2 separate regions of the Homo sapiens genome follow, and region 2 is linked to region 1. The links are chromatin contacts, found by Hi-C or POLR2A ChIA-PET in ENCODE. All regions are on one chromosome and are shown on one strand. Each heading gives the region's core, a stretch centred on a gene start or an enhancer-like site at or near the end of the contact. The rest is flanking DNA. Distances are from core to core; before and after follow the strand shown.

Region 1 (3,554 bases), core at 302-2,801:
GGAGGGGAAGGAAGAGGAAGGGTTGATTCTCCTGTCAAGGGGTGGCAGAGACAGAAGAGGTGGAGGAGGTGGAAGGGGAGACTGGAGAGGCAAGCACATCGGTGTAACTTTTATTGAAAAAAAATCCATGTACAAGTGGACCTGCTCAATTCAAACCCATGTTAAGGGTCAACTGTACAGTAATCTGAAGTATGTAACCTGATGTTACATTTCTCTCAATCATTTCTCTCTTTCTTTCTCTCTCTTTCTTTTAAAGAGATAGGGTCTTGCTCTGTCGCTTAGGTTGGCATGAAGAGCAAAATCATAGCTCATGGCAGCTTCAAACTCCTGGGCTCAAATGAGCCTCCCACCTCAGCCTCCTGAGTAGCTGGGACTACAGGCATAAGCCACTGCACCTGGCTTATTTTTTGTTTATGCAGAGATGGGGGTCTTACTGTGTTGTCCAGGCTGGTCTCAAACTCCTGGACTCAAGAGGTCCTCCAGTCTTGACTTTCCAAAGTGCTGGCATTATAGGCATGAGCCATGGTGGCAAGCCCTCATCAGTTATTTTTCTATGATTCTGTCTCTCTGTCCCCTCCTTACAAGGAAAGTAATTTTGAAACAACCAATCCAGTCTTGGTTCTTTGTTTCTGCTTTCTTCAGCCCTTCTCTGTCTATAAAACCAACCTCTTCTGCTCAGCTCATGGGAGCACTTATTCTAATTTAATGGAGATGTTGCCCAATTTCTAGAATCACAAATAAGATCTTTAACAATAAAAGTTAAAAAATGAAAATCAACAACAACAACAACAAAAAAGATCTTTAAATGTGTTGTAATTTTCTCCTTTGACAGGTTACAAGTGCAATTGAATAAACCAAACAAAAAATGTCATGGTTATTCGGTCTTTACTTCCCAAATCAGGGTCAAGATATAAGATAGCAAGAACCAATCTCTACCATAAAAAAGATCCAGACCCAAGAAAATGTGATTTATCTTTAAAGCTGCAACGAAACTTTCTTTTTAGTCTAGGAGACTAAAAGCCATCAGTTGATACAATCTCTTTTTTTCTTGAAGTTTCCAAAGGAAGGCAGGTGAGTTTGCACTGACTTCCATTTTCTCCCTGGCTTCCTTCCGGTGTCAGATGAGAGTCCCCGCGCTCCTCCCGGACAGCCCTCAGGGTCCTCGGCTATCATATATGGGGGAGGGGGTGGAGGTGGGCGAGATGGTTTTGTTTGTACAGGAAGGACGGGCGGCAGGCACGGGGAGCACGGGCTCCGGCCCCGGGAACACTCACTCGGCGCAAAGGAGAGGGAGAGAGCGACTATGAAAGCCGAAACCCGCCCGGGGCGCACGGAGGACGGCCCCAGTCCAGCTCGTCCGGCTTCCCACCCGCAGGCGGACCCCGAAGCCGCGCCCGCGCCCGCCCGCGGCGACTCCGGCCCGGGCACGCGCACGAGTCGGAAGGGGGAGGGGCGGGAGGAGGTGGGGGAGGGGCGAGCGGGCCGAGGCCCCGCCCCCGCTCCTCTGCCCCGCCCGCCGCGATTATAGCCGATGACTCAGGGCGGAGCTCCGCATCCAACCCCGGGCCGCGGCCAACTTCTCTGGACTGGACCAGAAGTTTCTAGCCGGCCAGTTGCTACCTCCCTTTATCTCCTCCTTCCCCTCTGGCAGCGAGGAGGCTATTTCCAGACACTTCCACCCCTCTCTGGCCACGTCACCCCCGCCTTTAATTCATAAAGGTGCCCGGCGCCGGCTTCCCGGACACGTCGGCGGCGGAGAGGGGCCCACGGCGGCGGCCCGGCCAGAGACTCGGCGCCCGGAGCCAGCGCCCCGCACCCGCGCCCCAGCGGGCAGACCCCAACCCAGCATGAGCGCCGCCACCCACTCGCCCATGATGCAGGTGGCGTCCGGCAACGGTGACCGCGACCCTTTGCCCCCCGGATGGGAGATCAAGATCGACCCGCAGACCGGCTGGCCCTTCTTCGTGGACCACAACAGCCGCACCACTACGTGGAACGACCCGCGCGTGCCCTCTGAGGGCCCCAAGGTGAGCCGGGCCCGCGGCCCGCCCTGGTCGGTGGCGCCACCTCGACGGCAGGCGGCGGGGAGTGGGCTGGGCCGGGGGGACGCGAGGCGGCGGGGCCCGGGGGTCGGCGAAGGCCCCTCGCGGGCGGACACCGGCTCCGCGCCCCGCCACACACTCCCGCTGCGCCCGGACGAGTCCCCGCTCCGGACCCGCCCTTGACAGGCGTCGGGGCGAAAGGAGGCCCCGGGATTCGGTGGCCCGGGAAGCGACCCCGCAGTGGCTCCGGTGCCGTCCACGGCTCGACTCCAGGGCGGAAGGCCGGGTGTCCAGCGCTGGCCTCGCGCTCTAGGGCTGGGAGAGGGGCGGCCGGCCTGGTCAGCTCCGGAGGCCCCGGCCCACCGTGGCCCCTGCTGCCCGCTCGGCCTCCGGGCCCGGGACCCGCGGCGCACCCTGCTGACCGCGGACTCGAGGGGGACACTCGCAAGCTTGGATGGTGGTTTTGGGGGGAATTTTACCGCTCAAGTTCTCCAACTTGGTTGAGGGGTATCTTGGCTACTGTCCCATGTTAGGCACCCAATGACTCTGGAGGCTGGTGTCAAAACATTCATATATATATGTGTGTGTGTGTATTTTAAATTAAAATTGTATTATTGTTTGAAAGTGCTTTCAATATGAACGTATCCTAGTATGATTTGTAAAATAAAAAACAGGGTGTGCTTCTCCCCAGCAGTTTCTAGAGATCTAGACTAGAGATCTGAGACTGTCTTACAGTTGGCCATTGCCTTACCACATTGCCTCACACTGGAGAGAAAGAGAATGATACGTGTATATTTATAATGGCATTCGCTTCCTGCCTTGTTATGGTATTAAAATACTTAGGATTTGTTACCAGTACACAAATAACTGACTAATGATACTCTTGTGAATACAGCAGAAGTATGTCTCATTTACATACATGCAAGGATATATACTTCTTAATCCCCAAGAGCATGAAATTTGAAAATGTAAATTTGGAATGAGTGTGTTAATTTTCAAAAATCAGAGTTAGTTATACTATTCTTTCAATTTTTTATAAATTTGAGCTTTCAGGATAAAAAGTTTTTAAAATAAATATGTTATACTTAAAGCTGAATTGTTAACGCCGTCTGGGCAAGATAAAAGCAGCAAAGAGCTGGTAAATTATTTTGAAGATTTAAAAACTCACCAAATTAAAACTGCTGTGTAACCCATTGTTTTAGAAGAAAGACCTGTATTATTTCCCTTCATCTTTATGCACTTTTTGTTTTAACAATATTGATAAAACTCCGGTGCCCAGCAGTGAGACCGTGTACAGGCAGCAGTTTACATTTACGAGAGATTAGTTGTATATTTATTCTTGAAAATTAGTACAAGAGGCTGTAATTAGCTGGGATGGGCACAGTTACATATACCTTTTTGTGTGTCTGTTCCACCCATTTTTGGGTGAAACTGACACTCATTTCAAACCACCTTTCTTAGGAGTCTGCGTGGATGTACATGATCTTTAGTGTGGTTTACAACTATTATTTT
Region 2 (3,554 bases), core at 299-2,798, 530 kb before region 1:
CAAGTAGCTGGGACTACAGGCACCTGCCACCACACCCAGCTAATTTTTTTTTTTTTTTTCTTTGAGATGGAGTTTTGCTCCAACAAGTGTTGCCTAGGCTGGGTGGCGCGATCTTGGCTCACCGCATCCTCCGCCTCCTGGGTTCAAGTGCCTCAGCCTCCCAAGTAGCTGGGATTACAGGCATGTGCCACCACGCCTGCCTAATTGTGTATTTTTAGTACAGATGGGGTTTCTCCATGTTGGTCAGGCTGGTCTCGAACTCCTGACCTCAGGTGATCCGTCTGCCTCGGCCTCCCAAAGTGCTAGGATTCCAGGCATGAGCTTCCGCGCCCGGCCGCTAATTTTTGTATTTTTAGTAGAGATGGGGTTTCACCATTTTGGCCAGGCTGGTCTCGAACTCCTGACCTCAGGTTATCCACCCGCCTCGGCCTCCCAAAGTGCTGGAATTACAGGTGTGAACCACTGTGCCCAGCCTAATTTTGTATTTTTGGTAGAGATGGGGTTGCACCATGGTGGCCAGGCTGGTGTCAAACTCCTGACCTCAGATGACCTGCCTGCTTAGGCCTCCCAAAGCGCTGGGATTACAGTGTGAGACACTGTGCCCAGCCCCAGCTAATTTTTAAACATTTTTTAGAGACAGTCTCCCTGTGTTGCCCAGGCTGGTCTCAAACTCCTGGGCTCAAGTGATCCTCCCACCTTGGCCTCCCAAAGTGTTGGTATTACAGACATGAGTCACCCTGCACCTGGCAGACATTTTTTTTTTTTTTTTTAAATCAGGAAGTTTTAATGATACAGAAAGATGCTGGTTCCCTTCACATCAGTTGTTTCAGTTTTTTGTGAGTCTAGCTTCCTCTATGCATCCCATCATAGAGTCCCTTGCGGGGCAGAGCACACGTCCTGGGAAGCTGACATAGGATAGATCTACTCTTCCACCAAATAAAGTGTTTGTATGCTTTACAACATTTGCCTAAATTCTCTGTATTAAAAATAATTTTGTACGTCAGGTGCTGTGACTCACACCTGTAATCCCAACACTTTGGGAGGCTGAGGTGGGTGGATCACTTGAGGTCAGGAGTTCGAGATTAGCCTGGCCAACATGGTGAAACCCCGTCTCTACTAAAAATACAAATATTAGCCAGGTGTGGTGGTGTGTGCCTGTAATCCCAGCTACTCGGGAAGCTGAAGCAGGAGAATCGCTTGAGCCCAGGAGGCAGAGGTTGCGGTGAGCAACTATCTTGCCACTGCATTCCAGCCTGGGTGACAGAGTGAGACTCGGTCTCAAAAAAAAAAGAAAAAAGAAAAAAAGAAAAAAAAATCTTTATTTCTTTGCATGATGTGTAATGCAGTAACATTACAATTTCTCTTTTTTGAAGACATTGTATCTCAGTTTGGAATGGAAACTGTTATCTTACACACAGCACTGATGCTAAAGAAAAGAATTGTGGTGTATCACCCCAAGATAGAAGCGGTCCAGGAGTTCACCAGGTATCACCTCTAATTATAAAAAAGTGTTAACTTTGTTGGCAGACAGTTCGCAGCACTAGATGTTACTGTGTGCTCTGCTGTGTTGCACATTTGCTATAAATAGCATGTGGTGAAATACCACCTTTGGTCTGAAGTTTCTGTTTAGCTCTAGTAGTTCAAGGTTACTGATTTGGACTATTTATGACTATTTTAGAGCAGGGGATTAGCAAACTTTTCCTTGCCAGACAGTAAATATTTTAGGTTTGTGAGCCATATGGTCACTGCCCCAACTACTCAACTGCCTAGGTAGCACAAAAGCAACCATGGAGGACACGTACATAAATGACTCAGCATGGCTGTGGTCAATGAAATTTTATTTTCAAGGACAGGCAGCTAGGCTGTGGGCCATAGTTTGCTGACCCGTTTCAGGTAAATTGTTCCTTCTGTTCAGTTTTATCAAAGACTCTTTTTTTTTTCTTGTTTTAATTAAAAAGTTTTAGAGCAGGACAAAGACTCTTACTTTGATAGTACATATAGATTTTTTAAATTTTATTTTCATTTTTAGTAGAGATGGGGTCTTGCTGTGTTGCCCAGGGTGGTCTCAAACTCATAGGCTCCAGTGATCCTCATGCCTTGGCCTCCCAAAGTGCTGGAATTACGGGTGTGAGCCACTGTGCCCGGCCAAAATAAATGTAGATTTTGTTGTTGTTAATAATTTTTTTGCCAGGAGGGTCAGTTCAGGGCCAGGAGGTGCCTGCCAGGCCCTGTCCCCTCTAACAGCTCCCCCACCTGCCATACAGATTTTTAAAGATTTTTTGTTTACTAAATCTAACTTGTTATTAGGTCCTTTTAAATTTTTTTCATTTTTATTTTTTTTATATTTTTTGTCGAGATGGGGTTTCTGGGGTCTCACTATGTTGGCCAGGCTGGTCTCGATGTCCTAGGCTCAAGTGATTCTCCTGCCTCCGTTGAGATGATTACAGACATGAACCACCACACCCAGCCATTAGGTCCTTTTTTTTTTTTTTTTTTTTTTGGAGGCAGAATCTCTCGCTTTGTCACCAGGCTGGAGTGGTACAGTGGCGCGATCTTGGCTCACTGCAACATCCACCTCCCGTGTTCAAGTAATTCTCCTGCCTCAGCCTCCCGAGTAGCTGAGACTACAGGTGCGCACCACCACGCCCAGCTAATTTTTGTATTTTTAGTAGAGATGGGGTTTCACCATGTTGGCCAAGATGGTCTCGATCTCTTGACCTCGTAATCTGCCCGTCTCGGCCTCCTGAAGTGCTGGGATTACAGGCATGAGCCACTGTGCCCGGCCAGGTCCTTCTTTAAAAGCAAGAGGACTTAGCATTCGTGTTGGGTTTACTGTATGTCAGGCATTTTGTAAGATACCTTAAATTATTAAATTTACTCATAACAAGAACCCTGCAAGGAAGTATTTTTACCCTGTTTTATGAATGAGAAAATTAAGGTTGGCAGAGTATAGGTATAAGGTAATGAAAAGAACAAAGGCTTCATAGTCAGAAAGACCTGAGTTAAAATCTTGGGAGGGCAACTTATTAGCTCTGTGAACACATAAAAGATAATGTTGGCCGGGCATGGTGGCTCACACCTGTAATCCCAGCACTTTGGGAGGCTGAGGTTAGCAGATTGCCTGAGACCAGAAGTTCAGGACCAGACTGGGCAACACAGCAAAACCCCATCTCTATAAAAAAATACAAAAATTAGCCAGGCATGGTGGCATGCACCCGTAGCCTGAGCTACACAGGAGGCTGAGGTGGGAGAATCGCTTGAGCCCAGGAGGTGGAGGCTGCAGTGAGCCATGATCACGTCACTGCACCCCAGCCTGGACGACGGAGTGAGGCCCTGTCACAGAAACAAAACAAAAGGTATTGATTGTTTCTGAGCCTGTGTTCCTTTATCTGTAAAATGAAGATCGTAATATCTACTTACAAGTTTGTTAAGACTGGAAATAATTTATGTAAGATGCTTAACATGTACCTAGCCTGTAAGACACACTTTAGAAGTTATTATTGTTATGATCATGATTGCATCAGATTTTAAGTGAGAGAGACAGAACTTTCACC

What was found. Hi-C counts contacts between places; a loop is a spot of excess contacts on that map. ChIA-PET counts read pairs that join two places held with the same protein, here RNA polymerase II (POLR2A). Pooled maps may share reads with other maps.
Region 2: a loop to region 1 is called in a pooled map, with 4 times the contacts of the local background. The contact joins the enhancer-like site here to the promoter of BAG3 in region 1. A Hi-C loop is called at or near these places in 8 of 50 pooled maps. POLR2A ChIA-PET finds 5 or more read pairs at or near these places in 6 of 52 experiments (AG04450, CD4-positive, alpha-beta T cell, SK-N-SH and 3 more).

Annotation. Positions count from the first base shown.
Region 1 is chr10:119,649,829-119,653,382 of GRCh38, forward strand. BAG3 (BAG cochaperone 3) reads left to right here and starts at 1,552. Exons shown (of 4, transcript NM_004281.4): 1 at 1,552-2,027. The coding sequence starts at 1,848. RefSeq lists enhancers at 690-1,644, 1,025-1,104 and a silencer at 1,305-1,604.
Region 2 is chr10:119,118,968-119,122,521 of GRCh38, forward strand. DENND10 (DENN domain containing 10) reads left to right here. Exons shown (of 9, transcript NM_207009.4): 5 at 1,374-1,485. Among named protein-coding and RNA genes, the nearest start is that of DENND10, 17 kb to the left of the region's middle. RefSeq lists an enhancer at 1,590-1,884. Within about 2 kb of position 1,549, at least 7 of the 41 ENCODE cell types and tissues checked have a DNase peak (open chromatin) inside an H3K27ac peak, as active enhancers do.